Regions from separate parts of the Homo sapiens genome. Here regions 2, 3 and 4 are each linked to region 1. Evidence: chromatin contacts called from ENCODE Hi-C or POLR2A ChIA-PET data. All regions are on one chromosome and are shown on one strand. Each heading gives the region's core, a stretch centred on a gene start or an enhancer-like site at or near the end of the contact. The rest is flanking DNA. Distances are from core to core; before and after follow the strand shown. Region 1 holds the start of CBFA2T2 (CBFA2/RUNX1 partner transcriptional co-repressor 2). Region 2 holds the start of GSS (glutathione synthetase). Region 3 holds the start of PIGU (phosphatidylinositol glycan anchor biosynthesis class U). Region 4 holds the start of DYNLRB1 (dynein light chain roadblock-type 1).

Region 1 (5,785 bases), core at 2,189-4,688:
AGACCCCACCTCAGTTTTAAAAAAAGAAAAAACAAACATGTGAGGCCACAGTTCTAGACTACTTCCCCAAGGACTCTGGCTCAGGGGTTGAAGCACCGATTTTAAGACTGAACTCCTATATTCTCTTTCCCAGCATGCCAGTTAAAAACTTCAATCAAGGCCAGGTGCAGTTACTCATGCCTGTAATCCCAGCATTTTGGGAAGCCGAGGCGGGCAGATCACCTGCGGTCAGGCGTTCGAGACCAGCCTGGCCAATGTAGTGAAACCCCATCTCTACTATAAATACAAAAATTAGCCGGACGTGTTGGCACGCACCTGTAATACCAGCTACTTGGGAAGCTGAGGCAGGAGAACTGCTTGAACCCAGGAGGCGGAGGTTGCAGTGAGCCGAGATCATGCCATTGCACGCCAGCCTGAGCAACAAGAGTGAAACTCCGTCTCAAAAAAAAAAAAAAAAAAAAAAAACCAAAACTTCAATCAAGGGCGGGTGCAGAGGCTCACACTTGTAATCCCAGAACTTTGGGAGGCTGAGGCGGGCAGATCACTTGAGGTCAGGAGCCCAGCCAAAACATGGTTAAACCCCGTCTCTACAAAAAATACAAAAAAAAATTAGCCAGGCATGGTGGTGAGCACCTGTAATCCCAGCTCCTCAGGAGGCTGAGTACTACACCAAGTGTACTGTCTAGGAATGTAATACAGAATTCTCTTAGAAACACTAAAAAAGGCCAGGCAAAGTGGCTCATGACTTTAATCCCAGCAATTTGGATGGCTGAGGAAGGAGGATTACTCAAGCCCAGGACTTCCGGACTAGCATGGGCAACAAAGCAAGACCCCATCTCTACAAAAAATAAAAAAATTAGCTGGGTGTGGTGGCGCCTGGAGTCCCAGCTACTCAAGTGGCTGAGGCAGGAGAATCACTTGAACCCAGGAGGTTGAGGCTGCTGTGGGCCATGATGACGCCACTGCACTCCAGTCTGGGTGACAGAGAGAGACTGTCTCAAAAAAAGGAAAAAAGAAAACAAAAATGTAGTTACGTAACAGAAGCAAAAGTTGTGCTTTTGGGCATATTTTAAACTAAATACTACACAAAAGAAATTTGGACACAATCTTTTTTTTTTAAGTGAAAGCAAGTTTATTATGGAAGTAAAGAAACAAAGGAAGACTACTTCATAGGCAGAAGAGCCCCCCAATTTTTTCAAATAAAAAGTCCTTTCTGGTCAGGCTTGGTGACTCACGCTCGTAATCCCAGCACTTTGGGAGGCTGAGGTGGGTGAATTACCTGAGGTCAGGGGTTCGAGACCAGCCTGACCAATATGGTGAAACCCTGTCTCTACTAAAAATATAAAAATTAAGGCCGGGCGCAGTGGCTCATGCCTCTAATCCCAGCACTTTGAGAGGCTGAGGCAGATGGATCCCCTGAGTTCAGGAGTTCACGACCAGCCTGGCCAACATGGTAAAACCGTCTCTACTAAAAATGCAAAAAATTAGTCAGGTGTGGTGGCAGGCGCCTGTAATCGCAGCTACTCTGGAGGCTGATGCAGGAGAATCGCTTGAACCTGGGGCGGGGGGAGGTTGCAGTGAGCCGATATTGTACTACTGCACTCCAGCCTGGGCAACAAGAACAAAACTCCGTCTCAAAAAAAATAATAAAATAAAATAAAATAATTGGCCGAGCGTGGTGGCATATGCCTGTAGTCCCAGCTACTCCGGAGGCTGAGACAGGAGAATAGCTTGAACCCAGGAGACGGAGGTTGCAGTGAGCCAAGATCACACCCCTGCACTCCAGTCTGGGCGACAGAGCAAGATTCCGTCTCAAAAAAAAAAAAGCCTTTCATTTTACAGAGATGCTGTACCTTTGCAAGCCTAAAAGAGTAATCACTATCCGCCTCTTTAGTTGGAAATTTCATGAGGAATGGATCAAACCATCAAAAGCAGTAACTGCAAGCTGGGTGTATCTACTTTTTCTATCTTCAATCCAACATTTAATGGGTGCAAAAAAAAAGAAGCGTAAAGCCTCCCTTTCACGTGTTTAAGGACATCAGCTCTGAGACTAGTACTCAGAGTACCTTCTGTTACTCAGTTTCATCCTCTGCAAAATGGGCATCCTCAAATAATGTCTTACTTAGGATGTCATCAAGATTAAACAATTAAAAAAACATGCAAAACATGTTTATCTGTTTCCTCATTTACTATGTCTCTCCCTCTCCTAACTAAACTCAAAACCCCAGTTCGGTCTATCTTGTTTATTGTATTCCCAGGGCCTGGAATGGTATTTTTAAACTTACTATATGATTTAATAAATATTAAGTGAATAGAATGCAAAATGTCTGGTGCTCAAAAAAATGTTGGCTATTATAATTACAATAATGAAAAACAATTAAAATTTTATTGTTCTTATTCAGAGAAGCCACCCCTCCCCCAAGGATCTCACACATCAAGGAGGAACACTAGATAAATACTGGAATGGCTAAATGGAAGTAAGAATAACAATTAGATCATGGAGCAGGACTAACAGACAACAAAACAAAATCTTAACACGGCTAGAGCCTAATTTCGGACTTTTCCGAGTGCGGTGCACACTGGATCAGATTAATAAAGGACGATTACAATAATGACAGTTTTCACAATTGTGTGTGTGCCACGGTCGGTGTCAAGCGTTTTACTGGCCTCACAAAACCCAAGAACCCTGGGGGAGGGAGGGAACCCGCTCCACATCCCCATTTTGCAGATGGGGGAACTGAGGCACCGGGAGAGCCAAGGTCACTACCTAAATGGGGAAGCCTGGATGTGAACCCAGGTAGCCAACTACTGAGCCTGCGCTCAAACAGGCCCTCCGAGGGGCCATTCTCATCTCCTCCAACCCTCAACATCGGGCGGGTGTAGTATTTCCCCAGGAGCCGGACTTCGTGGCCCCAGCGCTGGGACAACAAAATGATTCTTGCCCGCCGGCAAGTCCCATGGACGCCGGCCCGGCCTAAGTTCCGAGGCCGCGGGCCCCACAATTTCCCTCACACCGTGAGCCCCGAGCTCTTCGGGCGGCGCAGGAAGCGACGGGGTGGCCTCAGGAGCCCGGGAAGGCCCGCCCCGCTGCGTGACCTTGGATCCGCCGCCCCGCTTCGGGCCTCAGTTTCCACTCCCGGCCTCGCGCCCGGGGCACTCGGAATCACCGCGCCTGCGGAGCCGCAGGCCCTCACACGCCCCCCTCGGCCGCCCGCATTCACGCCCCACTTACGCTGGAAGGCGGCCGCTCCAGGGACGCCTACCATCGCCGAGCGCCGCCGCCGCGCGCCGCCCGCCTCTACCCGCGACACGGGTCCCTCGCAGGCGCCGCCCGCCTCGACCCGCGGCCCGGGTCCCTCGCAGGCGTCGCCGCGAGATCTGCAGCCGCCGAGCTAACCAGACACCACCACCGCTGCTGTCGCCGTCGCCGCCGCCGCCGCCGCCGTTAGGCCGCGCCCCGCCCCGCCCCCGGCTGGCCCCGCCCCGCCCGCCGGGCACGCCCCCGCCGCGCGCTCTCGCCGCCAGGCCAACGCACGCGGAAGCCCGGCCCCAAGACCAGCTCCCATTAAGCACCGCCCCCTAACCTGACCCGCCCCTTCCGCGGGAACCGACCGCCGAATCCCGGCGCAGCCTGCTTCTCAGACCTGCCCCCTCGGCGTCACGCGCGCCCGTCACGCGCACGGCCCACTTTCTAGCTCCAGACTTCCCGGTGTAGCCAGGGCAGTGGCCCAGGCTCGGGGGCCGAGTGCTAGGGGGAGGGATTACAACGAGTGGCAACGTCTCACCTGAGTTCTCCAGGTACAGGCCTGATGGCTTTTGCGCATGCCTTTGAGCGAGCCCCCTGGCTCAAAGTGTTTTTGGCCTGAAGTATTCTAAATGCCTAAAATTTCATCATCGTAATTTTAATAACTGTTGGCCGGGCGTGGTGGCCCACGCCTGTAATCCTAGTACTTTGGGAGGCCAAAGGAGAGTCACTTGAGCTCAGGAGTTTGAGACTAGCGTCTCTATTAAAAAAATAAATAAATAAAAATAAAAAATAGACCAGGCACGGTGGCTCAGGCCTATAATCCTAACACTTTGGGAGGCCGAGGAGGGTGGATTACCTGAGGTCAGAACTTCGAGGCTAGTCTGGCCAATGTGGCGAAACGCTGTCTCTACTAAAAATACAAAACTTAGAGCCGGGCGCAGTGGCTCAAGCCTGTAATCCTAGCACTTTGGGAGGCCGAGGCGGGAGGATCACGAGGTCAGGAGTTTGAAGACCAGTCTGGCCTATAAGGTGAAACCCTATCTCTACTAAAAAAATAAATAAATAAAAATACAAAAATTAGCCTGGTGCGGTGGCGCGTGCCTTTAGTCCCAGCTACTCGGGAGGCTGGGGCAGGAGAATCACTTGAATCCGGGAGGGGGAGGTTGCAGTGAGCCGAGATCGGAGCCATTGCACTCCAGCCTGAGCAAAAAGAGCAAAACTCCGTATCAAAAAAACAAAACAAGGCCAGGAGCTGTGGCTCACCCCTGTAATCCCAGCACTTTGGGACGCCGAAGCTGGCAGATCACAGCTCAGGATTTGGAGACCAGCCTGACCAACGTGGTGAAACCCCGTCTGTACTAAAAATACAAAAATTAGCTGGACTTGGTTTCACAAGCCTGTAATCCCAGCTAATCAGGAGGCTGAGACAGGAGAATTGCTTGAACCCCGGAGGCGGAGGTTGCACCGAGCCAAGATCACGACACTGCACTCCCACCTGGGTGACAGAGCGAGACTCCCTCTCAAAAAACAAAACAAAACAAAACAAAAAAATTAGCTGGGCGCGGTGGCGGGTGTCCATAATCCCAGCTACTCGGGAGGCTGAGGCAGGAGAGTCGCTTGAACCTGGGAGGCAGAGGTTGCAGTGAACCGAAATCGCGCCACTACACTCTAGCCTGGGCAACAGAGGGAAGCTCCGTCTGAAAAGAAAAGAAAAGAATAAAGACTCTTGTTTCTCAGTATTATTTCAGATATCTCACACCAAGAATATAGAATGCATTTGTATTTTACTTGTGTATTGAAAACAAATTTTAAAAGACAGAATGTAGGCCGGCCGGGTACAGTGGTTTATGCCTCTAATCCCGGCACTTTGGGAGGCCAAGGCAGGTGGATCGCTTGAGTCCAGGAGTTCAAGACTAGCCTGGGTAACACGGGGAAACCGCGCCTGTACAAAAAATACAAAAATTAGCCAGACATGGTGTTGCACACACGCTTGTAGTCTCAGCTACACAGAAGGCTGCGGTGGGAGGATCATATGAGCCAGGGAGTCAGAGGTTTCAGTTACCCCAGATCAGACCAATGTACTCTGGCCTGATCTAACAGATCAGGCGTGAGTAACAGAGTGAGACCCTGTCTCAAAAAAAGAAAAAAAAATGTAGAAATAAGAACATATGTGCATATACCAGCTGGGTATAGTGGTTCACACCTGTAATCCTAGCACTTTGGGAGGCTGAAGTGGGCAGATCACAAAAGGTCAGGAGTTCGAGACCAGCCTGGCCAACATGGTGAAAACCTGTCTCTACTAAAAATACAAAAGTTAGCCAGGAGTGGTGGCGTGTGCCTGTAGTCTCAGCTACTCAGGAGGCTGAGGCAGGAGGATGGCTTGAACTTGGGAGGTGGCAGTTGCAGTGAGCCAAGATCATGCCACTGCACTCCAGCCTGGGCCACAAAGCAAGACTCTGTCTCAAAACAAAACAAAAAAAAAAAAAAGAGAGAGAAGAAAAGAACATATGTGGCCAGGCATGGTGGCTCATGCCTGTA
Region 2 (5,785 bases), core at 1,981-4,480, 1.5 Mb before region 1:
ATGAGGTAATTTGTGAGAAGTACTTGAAACATCCTCAGCTTTCATTAAATGTTGGTTTCCTTCTCTTTCTCTCTCCCCAAACTATTTCCATCAGTTAGCAAATATTATTGAGCATCTGCCACGTGGCAGGCACCAGTCAGGTCCTGGGGGTAAAGTGGTGAACAAGACAGACATGGCCCATTTTCATGGGGCTCACATTCTAGCAGAGGGAAACAGCAAACAAATAAAAGCAACAATTTCAGATATGAATAACTGCTATGAAGAAAATACAAGGCCGGGCACGGTGGCTCACGCCTGTAATCCCAGCACTTTGAGAGGCAGAGGCGGACGGATCACAAGGTCAGGAGTTTGAGACCAGCCTGATCAACATGGTGAAACCCTGTCTCTCCTAAAAATACAAAAATTAGCCGGGCATGGTGGCACGTGCCTGTAATCCCAGCTACTCAGGAGACTGAGGCAGGAGAATTGTTTGAACCCAGGAGACAGAGGTTGCAGTGAGCCAAGATCGCACCACTGCACTCCAGCCTGGGCAACAGAGTGAGACTCCATCTCAAAAAAAAGAAAAGGATAACGTGATAGACTTATAGGGTGGGGCAGCCTCCAGGGATGAAACATCTGAATGACCAAAGGAGCCAGTCATGCCAGGATTTTGGAGGAAAGCACCCAGGCAGAGAGTGCAGAAAGGGCAAACGCTCCCTGGAAAGATTCTTAGTCAAGAGTCCTTCACTCCCAGTCCTACCACAAACTGGGTCACCTTGAACAAGTCACGTAACTTCTGAGGCTCAGCTGCCACATCTACAAAATGGGAATAAAGACATCTTACCTGCCACATTGTGAGAGGTTTCAACCAAAGGGCTGTTAAGGTCTGGGATCCTCCCCAAATCTCACCATAGACACCTGATACTCATCACTTGGCACCCGTCTTGGAAGAGGGGAACCTGCACAGAGAACCCTGGGTCATGCTTTTGATTTTTAATTTCATGCTGCACTAGAAATAGCTTCTTTTGTTCCTGGTTGACCCAGGAGCCTCTTCCTGCCACCTGGGGCCTATTCTAGTTAACAGCTGCTTATCCCCTCAGGTACAAAAGCCAACGAGGAAAGGACATCAGGAAACATTGTTCTGGGAATAACCAGACACCTATCTGCCACCATCTCCCCCCATCCCGTGACCACACACGGGAGACTGGAGGACTCAGCCTGTCCTGTAGTCAGATAATGTACATGGTTTATTTAAAGAGTCAAAAGGGGCCGGGCGCAGTGGCTAACGCCTGTAATCCTAGCACTCTGGGAGGCTGGGGCGGGTGGATCACCTGAGCTCAAGAGTTTCAGACCAATCTGGCCAACATGGTGAAACCCTGTCTCTACCAAAAATACAAAAATTAGCCGGGTGTGGTGGTGGACGCCTGTAATCCCAGCTACTTGGGAGGCTGAGGCAGGAGAATTGCTTGAACCTGGGAAGTGGAGGTTGCAGTGAGCTGAGATCGTGCCACTGCACTCCAGCCTGGGCAACAACAACGAAAACTCCGTCTCAAAAAAAAAAAAAAAAAAAAAGAGTCAAAAGGATCTTGGTCCCTGGGTTGGGCCACTGATTTACGATCACTAGGAGTTCTCACTCCTAAATTTCTTTGATCTGTTCGCTTCGCTCCATCTCCACAGCTGCTGCACTGGCTACAGCCTCATGATCTCACATCTTAACTCTCTCTGCTTTCTCTGGCCCATCTCCCCACTTCCAAACCATTTGTCACGCTGTAACCAGTGCCTAACACACAAAACTAACCATGTCCTTCCCCTGCTTAAAGCCCTTAGCTCCTGTTGCTCAGTGGAACTGGCGTCTGAGGCTACCTCTCCAAGCCTAAGCGCCTAAGTCCTGTTGCAACCCTCAGGCCCTTCCTCATTATCCACACCAAACTCCTCAGTGTCTGTAAAACAAGCCGAGCAACCCTCAGAATTATATGCCTTCGCTGCTCGTTTGTTTTGTTTTTAGGACAGGGTCTCACGCTGTCACCCAGGCAGGAGTGCTGCAGCGTGATCTCAGCTCACAGCAGCCTCCGTCTCCGGGGCTCAAGAATTCTCACGCCGCAGCCTCCCGAGTAGCTGGGATTACAGGCACGGGCCAACACACCCGGCTAATTCTTGTATTTCTAGTAGAGACGGGGTTTCGCCATGTTGCCCAGCCTGGTCTCCAACTCCTGAGCTCAAGTAATCCACCTGCCTCGGCCTCTCAAAGTGCTGGGATTACAGGTCTGAGCCACTGCACCCAGCCAGCCTTTGCTGCTTTTGTTCCTGCAATTTGGAACACTGTCCCCATCCCAGCCTCTCACCTCTACCCCTACCTCCTTCACTACCTATACCTTCCTATCCATCCTTCAAGACCCCAAAAACCATCCCTGATTCCTTCAGAAAGGCAGTTTATTGCCTATCTTATCAGACTGAAAGCAGTGGCTGTGTCTTATTTATGGTTAATTCCCTAGAAGCTGGACTGATACATTCCATTTAACTAAAATTCGTATCAGGTGCTTCGGACTGCAGACAAGCCTATCACAACCCAGAAGGAAGAAACAGGGAAGGCACCTGGGGGCTGCCAAGCAATGAGGTGGGGGGTAGGAATCATGAATCCGCATATTTTTAAAAACTGCCCCAGATCCTGATGTAAACGGTACAAGAGAGTCTGAGAAACACAGGGCTCCCCTCAAACAGTCCTGACTTCAGCATTCCTGGAAAAATGAAAATCCTTTCCTTTTGCCTCTAATGCTTTCCCTGCTGGTATCCCAGGTTAAAAAAAAATAGATAAAATCAGGGGGATTTTTCTGGGACTTGGCTGGGCTGGGAAACAAGCCTGGGTTCTAATACAGGCTCAGCCCCTGACGTACTATGGGCCCCTGCCCCTCCTTGGGGCCTCCATTACCACGGCCACCCCCACCCTTATCAATTGTGTGCCCCTGAGGTAGTGACTGTCCCGCTCTGAGCATTAGTTTCCCCATCTTCCACTAGTCGTCGTCAGCTCTGACGCTCTATGAGCTATGCATACCCGTAGCTCCCCGCCGACCCCGATGGTCCCCTCCCCTCCTTCCCAAGGTCCATCCGCCAGGGTGCAGCCGACGCACTCCTAATGCTAAGGCCGCCCTCTCATCGACCGCCCCTTCCTGGCCTCGACTCAGCGCCAAAGGTATGGGTCTCTGCCCCGCCTGCTCTTTAAGCCTAGCCGGGGCGGTCAGCGCAAGCGCACTGGGTCGCATCGAGGCCCCGCCCCCTGAGCCTGGGTAGCGGCGCGAGGGCCGGGAGAACCGTTCGCGGAGGAAAGGCGAACTAGTAGGTTGGGGCGGCCACGGCGGCCGGCATGGGTCACGTTTCCTCGGGAGGAACGATGTGAGGGAGGGGTCTGGCAAGAGATTGGAATTCCGGAGGCCGGGAGACCTTGTGGCTGAAACCCTTCGTAGGAGCGGGGCAACTAGTGTCTAGTGAGGGGGTTGGGCTGGCGCGCACTGATCCCAGACTTTCCGGATCTTCTGCCTTTAGATCGGGCCGGTGTCGGGGCATGTAGGCCAGTGAGACTGGAGCCAGTTAGAGCTACAACGGGGAGCGATTAGGGCCAAACTTTGTCCAGGGTGGAAGCGAGCGGGCCCGTGAAGTGGGGCCAGCCTGGGCAGCCGACCGTGTCGTTGCCTCGGGGCCTTTCCAGGCACTGGCCTAAGTCCTGGCGATAAAGTGCGACCGATTTCCTTGTGGGCGTTTTGAGGCTTTCGGTGATCTGACCCGTCTGTCATTCATTCTTCATTCATTCATGTGATGAATGAATACAGTACTAAGCGCGGCTAATTACTAGGTAGAGAAGTGATCAAGACAAACACTGTTCCTACGGTACAGGGAAAAGTGATGGGCTGTAGAATGTAGAAGCCCGGGGCGGAGAACAGGGACAGCTTCCGGAACGAAATCGCGAGCCCAGATCAGGAGTGGTGGCGAGAGTTCCAAAGAGAAGACAGCACGTGCCAAGTCCTGGAAGGGGGACAGAGGCCAACATATCCTGGTCACTGAAGACACCTGACTCTGAATCTGTTTCACGCCCAGGGAAGAGATGACAGTGGCCGGGGCTAGGCTACAAACTCTGGAAATGGAGATAAATAAAGGAATTCAAAGTACTATATACTTAGGCAGCAAAATCCATAGGATTTGGGGAGAGTGAGATGTAGGAAACAAGTACTCAAGGCTTGGGTACCTGGGTGGGGTTCATCAGAGAAGAAGCAGATTTGTGGGAGACAACAACAAATTCTATTCTGGTTGTATGGAGACTCGCAGGAAAAAATTGGATATTCTAGTTTGAAGGTAGGAAAGTATTGCTGTGAAGATGTAGATTTGAATGTCATCAGCAAAACATAAATAAAGCCAAGGGAGGGTTGAGGCTGTAGAATGAGAAAAACAAAGGGCCCACTTAGCACCTTCATCTGATTTCTTTTCTTTCTTTCTTTTTTTCTTTTTTTTTTTTTTTGACAGAGCTTTGCTCTTGTTGCCCAGGCTGGAGTGCAATGGCACGATCTCGGCTCACTACAACCTCCACCTCCTGGGTTCAAGCTATTCTCCTGCCTCAGCCTCCCAAGTAGCTCGGATTACAGGCATGCGCCACCAGGCCCGGCTAATTTTGTATTTTTAGTAGAGATGGGGTTTCTCCATGTTGGTGAGGCTGGTCTCGAACTCCCGACCTCGGGTGATCCGCCTGCCTCGGCCTCACAAAGTGCTGGGATTACACGAGTGAGCCACCACACCTGGCCCATGGTGATTATCTTTATGTCTTATCCTCCTCCATATCCCCAGTACCTAGTCAAGGGAGTGGCATTAAATGCAAATCAGTGTTTGCCAACTAAATAAAAGCCCAACAGCAAACAGATGTTGGAATTTCAGAGTTGTGGAACGATGGGGGCTCATGGAGGGTTTCATTACTCTAATGTCAAGGTAATGGGTTCTTGTCCTGGCTCTGCCACTAGGCTTCTGTGTGACCTCTGACAAGTCTCCTCCTACCTATAAAGAGAGTACAGCCAAAAAATGGTCTCATGTATAGAGCTTCAAACACTGCTGATAAATTTCACACTGATTTTTCTCTTTTAATCCACACAGCAATCTTACTTGAAAGGGAAGTCGGCTGGGCGGGGTGGCTCACGCCTGTAATCCCAGCACTTTGGGAGGCCGAGAGTGGGGGATCACGAGATCGAGACCATCCTGGCTAACACGGTGAAACCCCGTCTCTACTAAAAATACAAAAAATTAGCCGGGCATGGTGGCAGGTGCCTGTAGTCCCAGCTACTCGGGAGGCTGAGGCAGGAGAATGGCATGAACCCAGGAGGCGGAGCTTGCAGTGAGCCGAGATCGTGCGGCTGCACTCCAGCCTGGGCGACAGAGCCAGACTCCGTCAAAAAAAAAAAAAAAGAAAGAAAGAGGGAGGGAGAGAGAGAGAAAGAAAGAAAAAGAAGGAAGGAAGGAAGGAAAGAAGGAGGGAAGGGAAAGGGAAAGGGAAAAGGAAGGAAGGAAAGAAGGGAAAGGGAGAAGTCGTATTATTATGGACTCAAACCCAGGTCTGTCTGTCTGTCTGACTTGAACCTTGTTCTTTACTATGATTGCCCTCATGTATGTCTCACTCAACAGGGATATTATCAGGACCCTCTTGAGATCACATGCGCATTCTTTCAAAGCATTGTGCTGAGGCTGGCAGACTTTCATAATTGGCCTGGCACTGGCTCTGTCATGGGGACAGGGGGACAGAGCTGAATGTGATGGAGGTTTCCTATTATTCTCTAAC
Region 3 (5,785 bases), core at 2,012-4,511, 1.2 Mb before region 1:
TAGCTGGGATTACAGGTGCCCGCCACCTTGCCCAGCTAAATTTTTTGTATTTTTAGTAGAGACGGGGTTTCACCATGTTGGCCAGGCTGGTCTCGAACTCCTGACCTCAAGTGATCTGCCTGCCTCGGCCTCCCAAAGTGCTGAGATTACAGGTGTGAGCCACTGCGCCCGGCCATTTTTTTTCTTTTTTCTTTTTTTTTTTTTTTGAGGCAAGGTCTTGCTTTGTCGTACAGGCCTGAGAGCAGCGGCGTGATCTTGGCTCGCTGCAGCTTCAACCTCCCAGGCTCAAGTGATTCTCCCACCTCAGCCTTCCCAGTAGCTGAGACTACAGGCATGCGCCACCATGCCTGGGTAATTCTTATGTTTTCTGTAGAGACAGGTTTCACCATGTTGCCCAGGCTGGTCTCAAACTCCTGGGCTCAAGCAATCCTCCCGCCATGGCCTCTCAAAGTGCTGAGATTACAGGCGTGAGCCACTGCGCCTGGCCCACTCCCCCTTTTCTTTCTCTCATTAAGGTTTGTGATTTTTTTTTTTTTTTTTTGAGACGGAGTCTTGCTCTGTCGCCCAGGCTGGAGTTATGGTTTGTGATTTTACTTATGTTATTCTTTAACTATTTTATCTCTTCAACTGCTTTCCAAGTTACATAAGGGCAAAGGCAGATGGTGCCATTTTGTCACTGCAATATTCCCCAACACCCAATAGAGGGCTTGTGGGAATATAGAGATGTTTGAAAAATGTACACCTGTTCACATCATTTCTGGTTTAAAATTCTCCAATGGCATATGGATTGCACTTTGAATAAAGCCCAAATTCTCAAGCATGGCCAATAGGTCCCTACCTGATTGCCCCCCGTCTCTCCATCCACAGCTTCTTCTATTCTCTCCACTTGAGCCATACTTGTTTTCTTTCTGATCCTCAAACATACCTTGCTCTTTCCCCACTCAGTCCGTTCCTTCTGCTTGGAGGCTCTGATTAATTTCTCATCCTTTAGGTCTCAGCTCAAATATCACCTCTTTCTAGAGTCTTCCCTGATCACCTTGTCTAGTGTTACCACCCTTATTATTACACCAGCAGTTATTCTCAGTCATACACTGTTTCGTTTTCTTTCTTCTCTCTCTTTCTTTTTTTGAGACAGAGTCTGGCTCTGTCGCCCAGGCTGGAGTGCAATGGCGCTATCTTGGCTCGCTGTAGCCTCCGCCTCCCAGGTTCAAGTGATTCTCTTGCCTCAGCCTCCTGAGTAGCTGGGACTGCAGGCACAGGCCACCATGCCTGGCTAATTTTTGTAATTTTAATAGAGACGAGGTTTCACCATGTTGGGCAGGCTGGTTTCAAACTCCTGACCTCAAGTGATCCGGCTGCTTCGGCCTTCCAAAGTGCTGGGATTACAGGCGTGAGCCACTGCGTCCAGCCTGTTTCCTTTTCTTCACAAATATGAAATTTCCTTGCACATTTAATATTATTATTGCTAATATTTAAGCACTTACTATACATTAATTAATGAAGTGTGCTGCTTAATGCTTATCAATGGGCTCTCCAAACCCCAAACCCCTGATTTGTAGTGTTTGCTGATTCCTGTGGTGTAAACACTCGCATTGGGAGGGATTTTCAATCTATCAACCTGAGGAAACTGAACACCACCATTTGGGAAGAGAAAGAGATAGTATTTGCTGTACTGATACAGCGGTGGTAAATAATCTCAAAAGCACATATAAAAAAAAGTGTAGTAAAATAATTAGAAAGTGACGTGTTGAATATGTATTCCGTTGTTTTCAATATAAGTTATTTAACTGTAGGTTTATATGTCTTAATTTTCAAAAATGCCTGTGTTTAAAAGCGACTGGCAAAATTTCTAAGCCTTCCGGCCAGGCACGATGACACAAGCCTGTAATCCCAGCACTTTGGGAGGCCGAGGCAGGCAGGTGGATCGCCTGAAGTCTGGAGTTCGAGACCAGCCTGACCAACATAGAGAAACCCTGTCTCTACTAAAATTACAAAAAATTAGCCGGGCGTGATGGCGCATGCATGTAATCCCAGCTACTCGGGAGGCTGAGGCAGGAGAATCGCTTGAACCTGGGAGTCGGAGGTTGCAGTGAGCTGAGATCGCGCCATTGCACTCCAACCCGGGCAATAAGAGCGAAACTCCGTTTCCAAAACAAAAAAAAAATTTCTAAGCCTTCCTCAACTGTCCCTAGTTAGCCTATAATCAGCACATTTTTCAGCACACAAGGGTTAAGCGACTTGTTGAACTAGCTAATAAATCAGTCTACTACTCCAAAACGCATCTGTAGAACCTAACATAGTGCCTGGAAAATAGTTGGCGTTTAACAAACAACTGCCAGAATAAATTTTTTAAAAAATACACATTTAACACTCTTTAAAAACATAAAAGGTACCAGCCTGGGCAACATGGCGAAACCCCGTCTCTACTAAAAGTACAAAAACTTAGCCGGGTGTGGTGGCGCGCACCTGTGGTCCCAGCTACTCTGGAGCCCGGGAGGTCCAGGCTGCAGTGAGCTGAGATTGCGCCACTGCACTCCAGCCTGGGCGACGGCACTGAGACCCTGTCTCAAAAACAAAAAACATAAACATTTTGGGCAGGGTGCGGTGGCTCACGCCTGTAATCCCAGCATTTTGGGAAGCCGAGGCGGGCGGATCACCTGAGGTCAGGAGTTCGAGACCAACCTGGCCAACATGGTGAAACCCCATCTCTACTAAAAATACAAAAAAAAAAAAAAAAAAAAAATAGCCGCGCGTGGTGGTGGGCGCCTGTCATCCCAGCTACCCAGGAGGCGGAAGTTGCAGTGAGCCAAGATCGCGCCACTGCACTCCAGCCGGACGACAGAGCGAGACTCCGTCTCAAAAAAAATAAAAATAAAAATAAAAATAAACATTTTGGCATTGAAAACATACACGCAAGAGTGAATTTAACATCTGTTTAAAAGTCTCTCACAATCCCAGGAAGGCGACTACTTCCGCTTCTACTTTCAGCAGCGTTTCAGCCCCGCTATAGCGGCGCGGCTTCACAAAACACCTGCGATCGTAGAAGGTTTCGCCCCACCTTCTGCATACGCAGCTTGAGGCGCCCGCTTTCCGTCGCTCCGGCCCGCCTCGCCGCAAGGCTTTCTGGGAGCCGTAGTCCCCACGTCTGGCCTCTCCGGCGCCAGCGGCAGCGCGCGCCCACCCGCGGAACTACAGAGCGTGGCGCACAGCGCGCGAGGCTCCTCCGCCTCGCCTTCCCTCCCCGCCCGCGCGCCCGCCCCAGTTATCATGGCGGCTCCCTTGGTCCTGGTGCTGGTGGTGGCTGTGACAGTGCGGGCGGCCTTGTTCCGCTCCAGTCTGGCCGAGTTCATTTCCGAGCGGGTGGAGGTGGTGTCCCCACTGAGCTCTTGGAAGAGAGGTGAGGCCACTGGCTCGAGCAGACTGTCAGGCCCCACCTGCCCTCCCGCGGCCTCTGTGAATGGGAGGCGGGGGCAGTGACCGCCAGCGCGCGGTTCCTAGAGAACTAACTGACTGTCTCGTGGGGTTCTTGGAGAGGGCGGGGCCTGAGGGCGGGGCTGGTGAGGGGAGGGGGCGTGGGGACCGGGGCGTGGGGACAGTGTCGTGAGGTTTGGGCCCTGGGGGCCGGACCACCTAGTGGTGGGGATCTGAGGGGGCGTGTCCCATTCAGTGTCCTGAGCCGAGGAGTGTGGTCTGTGGGAAGGGTTGGAATAAGAGGAGGAGGTGCTTGTGGAGCGCGGCTTGCAGAGGAGTTTGGGATTTGGGGCGGGATCGCCAGGGGTGCTCCCTGGGATAAAAGGTTATGTGTGAGGGGGTCCGGGATGAGGGGACCAATTTTGCTTAAGCGAGGAGAGTGTGCGTGTGCTTTAGACGTCTCTTCTCAGTCTGGGACTTGCAGGGCAATTTTTGTTACTGTTCCTTACTAAGTTCTTCACCGAACATTGTTTTATACTAACGCCTACAGCGAGAAAGCGAAGTTGGCCTGAAGTAGCTGCACAGGCTAGTGAGGGAGACAAATCGTTATAATAATTCATGAAAAGTATACTTTATGTGTCCACCCAGTTCCTTCCTTAGTATTCTGACCCTGAATAAACTATCCCCTACCTTTCCAGTTTTCCAGAATGTGGGATTTGAGCTGACTCTTGAAGGATGTAGGGTTTTGAAAGGGAGATTAGAGAAAAGGAGAGTTCCAGGTAGCAGAAAGTAAATAGGATGAAGAAACGTTCAAGGATGTGAAATGTCCAAAGCAGGGGAGTAATGGGGTGGAAGCTAGGTTTAGGCCAGAGTTTGATGATTAAAAAAAAACAAACAACTTTTTTTTTTTTTTTTTTACTGAAGTACAGTATACATACAATGCATATTAAGTAAGTGTAGAGTTCAATGAATTTTTAAAAACTGTATTCACTCATGTAGCCAGCACCTAGTTCAAGAAACAGTATCAGCACCCCAGAAGTCCCCTTTGTGTCCTTTAAATGCTAAAGTTTTTTTGTTTTTGTTTTTGTTTTTTGTTTAGAGACAGGGTCTTTCTATGTTGCCCAGGCTGGTCTGGAACTCCTGGACTCAAGCAGTCTCACTTGGCCTCCCAAAGTGCTGGGATTTCAGGCGTGAGCCATGGCACCTGGCCAAGGCTAACGTTTTGATGTTATCCCATAGAATGTTGGTATGGGGAACGGCATAATGAATGGGTGTTTTATGAATAGAGTTAAGGTTTCTAAAAATGGTAACATATACCTTTTCTCATTTAGTCCTCACATTTATTTCTATGTGATAGATGGTGTTATTTTCCCCCTTTTACAGATGAGGGAACTGAAATTTAGAGAAGTTAATTTGCCCAGGTTTCCTAGTTGGGGAATGGTAATAAAGATAGTAATAATTCATGTCTGAGATTGTAAGAGCTTGGATTTGTTACCTCTGCGTATTATTTTTCTGTTGAAATGAATCGAAGCCATTTGGTTCCTGTTTTCTTCTGGATAACTGAAAACCTGAGGCAGTATTAGGCCCTTCTTCCTCTACACCCTACTAAGAGCATTTCTTATCTCATAATTACCTGTTTATATCCGGTTTTTCCACATTTTCTCTCTCTCTCTTTTTTTTTTTTTTTTTTTTTGAGATGGAGTTTCACTCTCATTGCCCTAGCTGGAGTGCAATGGTGCGATCTCGGCTCACCATAACCTCCGCCCCCTGGGTTCAAGCAATTCTTCTGCCTCAGCCTCCTGGGCAGCTGGGATTACAGGCATGCACCACCATGCCTGGCTAATTTTGTATTTTTAGTAGAGACAGGGGTTCTCCATGTTGGTCAGGCTGGTCTTGAACTCCCGACCTCAGGTGATCTGCCTTCCTCGGCCTCCCAAAGTGCTGGGATTACAGGTGTGAGCCGCCATGCCTGGCCTCTTTTTTTTTTTTTTTTTCTTCAAGAGACAGGGTCTCACTCTGACACTCAGGCTGGAGTGCAGTGATAATGGGTCACTGCAGCCTTGACCTCTCGGGCTCAGGACATCCTCCCTCCTCAGCCTCCCAAGTAGTTGGTAGCTGGGACTACAGGCATGTACCACCAACCCTACTTGTTATTATTATTATTTTTTTGTATTTTTTGTAGAGATGGGGTTTCACCATGTTGCTTAGGCTGGTCTCAAACTCCTGGGCTCAAGTGATCCGCCCATCTGGGTCTCTCAAAGTGCTGGGATTACAGGCATAAGCTACCACACCTGGCCTTTTCCACTATATTATGAGCTCCTTGAAGGATTCTGTTTTATTCATTCCTGAATTCTTTTATGTCTGGCATACAGTA
Region 4 (5,785 bases), core at 1,150-3,649, 1.0 Mb before region 1:
AAGCTACAGTTTAAGTAAGAAAAAGGGGGGCCATATAAGTGCTTGTATAGATGCATAAGAAACTAACAGCTGGGTGTGGTGGCTCACGCCTGTAATCCTAACACTTTGGGAGGCCAACGTGGGTGAATCACTTGAGCCCAGGAGTTCAAGACCAGCCTGGGCAACATGGCAAAACCCCAACTCTACAAAAAAAAAATACAAAAAAATTAGCAGGGTGTGGTGGCGTGCACCAGTAGTCCCAGATACTTGGGGAATTAAGGCAGGAGGATCACTTGAGCCCAGGAGGGTCAAGTTTGCAAGAAAAAAAAAAAAAGAAACTAACAATGGTTGTTTCTAAAGGAGGAGAGACTGAGACTGGGGGTTAGGAGAGTGGGAATTTTATTTTTCACTTAGATCCTTTTACATCATTTATTTTTTTACTGTGTGCAAGTATTACCTGTAAACAATCCTAAAATTCGTATGGAACCACAAAAGACTCAGAAAAGCCAAAAGAAGCCTGGACGAAAAGAACAAAGCTTGAGGTATCACACTACCTGATTTCAAAATATACCAGAAAGGTATAGTAACCAAAAGAGCATGGTATTGGTATAAAACACAGACCAATGGAATAGAATAGAGGACCCAGAAATAAATCCACTTATTTACGGCCAACTGATTTTCGACAAAGGCATCGAAAAAACAAAACAAAACAAAAACAACAACAAAAACGAAAAAAAAAACCTACCATAAATCAGCAATACCACTACTGGGTATTTATTCAAAGGAACGGAAATTAGTACATCAAAGGCATCCCTACATCCTCATGTTCATATTGCAGCACTATTCATAATAGCTAAATTATGGAATTAGCGTCCATCAATAGGTAAATGGATAAAGAAAATGTGGGCCAGGCGTGGTGGCTCACGCCTGTAATCCCAGCACTTTGGGAGGCTGAGGCGAGCAGATCACGAGGTCAGGAGATCGAGACCACCGTGTTGAGGCGGACTAACACGGTGAAACCCCGTCTCTACTAAAAATACAAAAAATTAGCTGGGCGTGGTGGTGGGCGCCTGTAGTCCCAGCTACTCGGGAGGCTGAGGCGGGAGAATCACTTGAACCTGGGAGGCGGAGGTGGCAGTGAACTAAGATGGTGCCACTGCACTCCAGCCTGAGCGACAGAGACACACTCCATCTCAAAAAAAAAAAAAAAAAAAGAAATAATGAATGTTTAAGGTGATGGATATTCTATAATAAATATAGCCTGATTTGATCATTACACATCATATGCATGTATCAAAATATTACATGTATATCTACAACATAAATGTGTACAACTATTATATATCAATTTTTTTTACAGCTTAAGAAGTGATGTGAAAAATGAAGTTATACATATTTGAAGCATTATTACATGTTTGTAATGATGTGGAGATATTGTGGTGTAATAATGAAAAACACAGAACCCACAATTGCACATTCAATAGGGGCTAAACTGTATAAACCAAAAACAAGCAAAAAAGACTAGAAGTCATATGACTACTGTAAGTGGTTGCCTCTAGGTGATGACACGGTTTCTTTTTTCAATTTTTTTATTACAAGCTCTAGATTTCTAAATAAGATTTTTGAAAAAGTAATATATTCACATGGCTTAAAATTTGAAACTTTTTCAAATTTTGCCCAAGCTGTGAGGATTACAAACACAAAACCTGTAACGGCGTTGAGAACCCACAGCTGCAGCAAGCAAGGTAGAAAGCAAGCTTTGGGATCCCCAAGAGCAGACCCCGCCCGTTCCTGACTCTGGCACCCAGTCCCAGCGGCTAGAAAGAACCACGCCGACAGAGTGGCGGCCGTCAAGCTTCTAGGGTTCAAATCCATCTCCACTATTTCCTGGGGCAAAGCACTTGGCTTCTCGGGGCGCTGAATAACAGATATGTATAACAAAATGGGACTAAAGATTGTATCTACCTCACAGAGCTGGGAGGAGGCGGAGGAAATACAAGATACATAAAGTGCTTGGCAGAGCCTGCCACAAACTGAGCTCCCGGGAAACGTTGCCAGGGTTGCCATCGCGCACCAAGGCCCCAAAACTCTAGGCTGCAGGGCCGCCGCCCACCCCTCGCCCATCATCTCTTCCTGGCCGAGGCTGGGCTCCCGCTTCCGGTCAAGGGGCAGCGGGATCCGGCGGCCCCGCCTCGGTCAGGCTTTAGAGGCCTCCGCCGCCGGGTTCCACCCTCAAGTCGGCTGGGGCCCGGGCCCGGCCACGCCCAGCCACCACCGATTCCCTGTCCGGAGCTCTGAGATCCCCTCATCCTCGGAAGACTGAAGGCCTGGCGTGGGGTGGTGGGCGGCCGCCAGCCACAAGACCCCGGCGCACGCTCACCATTTCCGACCGATCCGGTAGCCCCGCGTAGCGAACACTTAGCGAGTCCTGTGCCTTTCTGCGCCTGCGCAAAGGTTTCTGTCAAAACGGACAGCTCTAGCTGCCTATCAGGAGCCAGCGTGAGGCGGGGGCGGGCGAGCCGATCTTGGCTCCGCCAGGATTCTTGGAAAATCTGCTTTCCACTGTGGCAAAGCGAAAAGCTAAGGAGCAGTGCGCTAAGCTGTGGAAAATTCCCAACTCCAGCCGTGCAGAAAAGATGCTGGTTCTGGCTGGACGCGGTGGCTTACGCCTGTAATTCCAGCACTTTGGGAGGCCGAGTCGGAAGGATTGCTTGAGCCCAAGAGTTCGAGACCAGCCTGGGCAACATGGAGAGACCCCTTCTCTACTAAAAAATAAACAAAATTAGCCGGGCGTGGTGGCGCGCTCGTGTAGTTCCAGTTACTCCAGAGGCTGAGGTAGGAGGATCGCCTGACCAGGAGTTCGAGGCTGCAGTGAGCCGAGATTGCGCCACTGCACCCCAGCCTGGGCGACAGAGCAAGAGACCCTGACTAAAACAAAACAAAACAAAAACCATGCTGGTTCTCGGTATCGGAAGAGGCTTTCAGTGCTGGTTCTCGGTATCGGAAGAGGCTTTCAGCTCTCAATGGAGGTCTAAGCTGGTTCTGGAGTCCCTGAGTGGAGCGTGGTGGGAGGGTATGAAGGCAAGTGGGACGGTTGCTGAGACCCGCTTTGCGCCCAGACTGAGCCAGAGAGAGGCCCAGGGCCAAAATGCGCTTCGGGATCGGGCAGGCCTGGGGTGGGGCTGGAGTCAGGTACCTCGAGTCTCCGGGTAAGATGCCGTGCAAGCTCGGAGATGAATTGGTTAGGGCTGGCCTGGGAGTCTTTAGAATCCGAGCTCAGCCCCGCCTCGCGTTACCTAGCAGAAGGCACTTCACATCTGTGTGTTCTGTCTTGTTCTCACCTCTGAAAGGGGGACTCTTCCCAGAGCCCTATGTTGTCCTGTTCCGGCAGGCCGCAAACGTTTCTGGGTCCTCTAGGAGTAAATAACTTCTGTTAAAACATGCTGCCGTTTAGTGAACCCTGTGCCACATTACTGTGCTGAACACGCACATAACGTTATCTCCGGTAGCTTCAGGGAAGTATCGGTAACCTCGATACTTTATAAATGCTGTTTCTCCCAGGCACTGTAGCTTGCTGGATTCAACGATGATCTAACTCCAAAGTTTCATTCCACAGTAGCTGCTCTTCAGTGAGGAAGGATTTGGTTCTCCTTCCAGGAGTGTCTGCATGTTAAGAGGATTGACTTTACTGCGAAGAAACCTAGCAGACACCACCGTAACCAGATCAAAGTTAGTATTACTGGCAAGGGGAGATATTGATGCCGTGTGCCCCGATAAAAATGCGTTAAGGGCACATCACCTCCGAGTCATTTTCCACAAAAACTCCCAGCCTTAAACCATGAGAAAATTTCACTAAATCCAGTGTGAGGGATGTTCTACAAGATACCTGTACCCCGCCCCCGCCCCCCAAAATCTCAAAGTCATGAAAGCAAGGAATGAATGCGGAACTGTCACAGATTAGAGGAGTAAGGAGAAAGAAAAATAACATGGGTGGGAAAATTGGTGAAATCTGAGTAAGGGCTGTAGTTTAGTGTTATTTTTACCAGTGTTAATTTATTAGTTTTGGTAATTCTAGCATGGTTATATGGGATCATAACATTGGAGAAAGCTGGGTGAAGACTGTGCAGGAACTCTTAACCATTTTTGCAACAGCTCTGTAAATGTAAAATTATTTCAAAATAAATTTTTAAAAGGACTGGATCCAAAGGAATTTCTATTGAATGCTGGAAACATTAGGAAAGCATTTAGCAAGGGGAAGAAGTGCTGCAGAGACTGGACCCTAAAACATCCTGGAAGATAAGCACTGGAAGAATCACCACTGTCTTGCCCATGGAGAACCAGACTGAGAGGAGTGAAAGGATTTTAACAGATTACAATCCCAGAAGCAAAAAAGAGAATGGCCAATAGTTCATGTGACAGGAGCCAAAATGAGAATGAAGGAGGAGCTGGAATAGGACCAAGAATGTCCCGGAGTGGCAGGCTTAGAGTTTTGGCCCGGCGCAGTGGCTCACACCTGTAATCTCAGCACTTTGGGAGGCCAAGGTGGGCGGATCACGAGGTCAGGAGTTCGAGACCAGTCTGGCCAACATAGTGAAAGCCCCTCTACTAAAAATACACAAAAAATTAGCCGGGGGTGGTGGTGTGCGCCTGTAACCCCAGCTATTCGGGAGGCTGAGGCAGGAGAATCGCGTGAACCCAGGAGGCGGCGGTTGCAGTGAGCCAAGATCGCCCCACTGCACTCCAGCCTGGGCGACAGAACAAGACTCCGTCTCAAAAAAAAGAAAAAAAAGTTTTATTCTGCGGTAATGGAGAAACCACTGTAAAATTTTAGGTAGAGGAGGCATGAGACAGGTCTTCCACAGATAATCCTGAGGTAGTACAGAAGATATACTGGAGCGAGGAGGATGGAAAAATGAAGACAGGATGCTGTTATGGTCAGCCAGATTAGGGAGGAAGCACGTGGGCTGTGGCAATGTTGTCAGCTCTGAGAGAACGGATTTTTAAAAGTTTTGGGGCCAGGCGCGGTGGCTCATGCCTGTAATCCAAACACTTGGGAGGCCAAGGCGGGCGGATCACCTGAGGTCAGGAGTTCGAGACCAGCCTGGCCAACGTGGGGAAACCCCGTCTCTACTAAAAATACAAAAATTAGCCGTGCATTGGTGATGGGCACCTGTAATCCCAGCTACTAGGGAGGCTGAGGCAGAATTACTTGAACCCGGGAGGTGGAGGTTGCAGCGAGCCGAGATTGCGCCACTGCACTCCAGCCTGGGCGACAGAGCGTGACTCCATCTCAAAAAAAAAAAGTTTTGGGGATAGATAGGATTTGGAGACTAATTAAATGGAATGGCAAAATTGGTCACATTCGACTCCCAGTGTTGTGGTAAGTAGCAGTACAACAAAAATGGTAAAGTATGCATGCTTTAGAGTCAAACCATCCTGGATTCCAGCCTGTATTCTTTCTACTTAATAGTTGTGGACATGATTCAATCATTTTGAGCCTCTATTTTCTTGTAAAACAGAGATAATCATTACCAATAACAGGAAGACTAAGTGACACTGCACATAGCATATCTACCAGTGTCCTGCACATAGTGATAAATGTTGACAGTTGTTTTGGTATTAAATGAATATGGGTGTGGTACTGGTTGCTATGATATGGAAGACAAATAGAACAACAGGTCTGAATTAGAAGAAAAATAACAGGAGGGCTGTTTTTAGTGATCTTTCAAGTATGACTACAAATTGTCAAGGTCCTTCCCTGTGGGGTGCTTTGAGGAAATCCTCTTGTCCATAGCCACTCTTTGCT

Evidence for each region. A loop is a pair of places that touch in the nucleus more often than their neighbours do. ChIA-PET counts read pairs that join two places held with the same protein, here RNA polymerase II (POLR2A). Pooled maps may share reads with other maps.
Region 2: a loop to region 1 is called in a pooled map, with 7 times the contacts of the local background. The contact joins the promoter of GSS here to the promoter of CBFA2T2 in region 1. A Hi-C loop is called at or near these places in 1 of 37 single-sample maps with no recorded cell type and 1 of 50 pooled maps.
Region 3: a loop to region 1 is called in a pooled map, with 8 times the contacts of the local background. The contact joins the promoter of PIGU here to the promoter of CBFA2T2 in region 1. A Hi-C loop is called at or near these places in 1 of 37 single-sample maps with no recorded cell type and 6 of 50 pooled maps. POLR2A ChIA-PET finds 5 or more read pairs at or near these places in 2 of 52 experiments (activated T-cell and naive thymus-derived CD4-positive, alpha-beta T cell).
Region 4: a loop to region 1 is called in a pooled map, with 8 times the contacts of the local background. The contact joins the promoter of DYNLRB1 here to the promoter of CBFA2T2 in region 1. A Hi-C loop is called at or near these places in 1 of 50 pooled maps. POLR2A ChIA-PET finds 5 or more read pairs at or near these places in 2 of 52 experiments (activated CD4-positive, alpha-beta T cell and activated naive CD4-positive, alpha-beta T cell).

Annotation. Positions count from the first base shown.
Region 1 is chr20:33,487,749-33,493,533 of GRCh38, reverse strand. CBFA2T2 (CBFA2/RUNX1 partner transcriptional co-repressor 2) reads right to left here and starts at 3,438. Exons shown (of 11, transcript NM_001032999.3): 1 at 3,233-3,438. The coding sequence starts at 3,266. RefSeq lists silencers at 3,119-3,398, 3,409-3,628 and an enhancer at 3,723-4,271.
Region 2 is chr20:34,953,251-34,959,035 of GRCh38, reverse strand. It overlaps GSS (glutathione synthetase), which reads left to right and starts at 3,230. Exons shown (of 13, transcript NM_000178.4): 1 at 3,230-3,309. It overlaps MYH7B (myosin heavy chain 7B), which reads right to left and starts at 3,168. Exons shown (of 45, transcript NM_020884.7): 1 at 3,029-3,168; 2 at 824-938. RefSeq lists enhancers at 2,903-3,082, 3,323-3,422.
Region 3 is chr20:34,674,568-34,680,352 of GRCh38, reverse strand. PIGU (phosphatidylinositol glycan anchor biosynthesis class U) reads left to right here and starts at 3,261. Exons shown (of 12, transcript NM_080476.5): 1 at 3,261-3,397. The coding sequence starts at 3,268. RefSeq lists enhancers at 2,021-2,906, 2,907-3,793 and silencers at 3,192-3,301, 3,542-3,641.
Region 4 is chr20:34,513,036-34,518,820 of GRCh38, reverse strand. It overlaps DYNLRB1 (dynein light chain roadblock-type 1), which reads right to left and starts at 2,399. Exons shown (of 4, transcript NM_014183.4): 1 at 2,360-2,399. The coding sequence starts at 2,362. RefSeq lists enhancers at 1,868-2,047, 1,714-2,579, 2,968-3,207, 3,318-3,377 and a silencer at 2,398-2,507.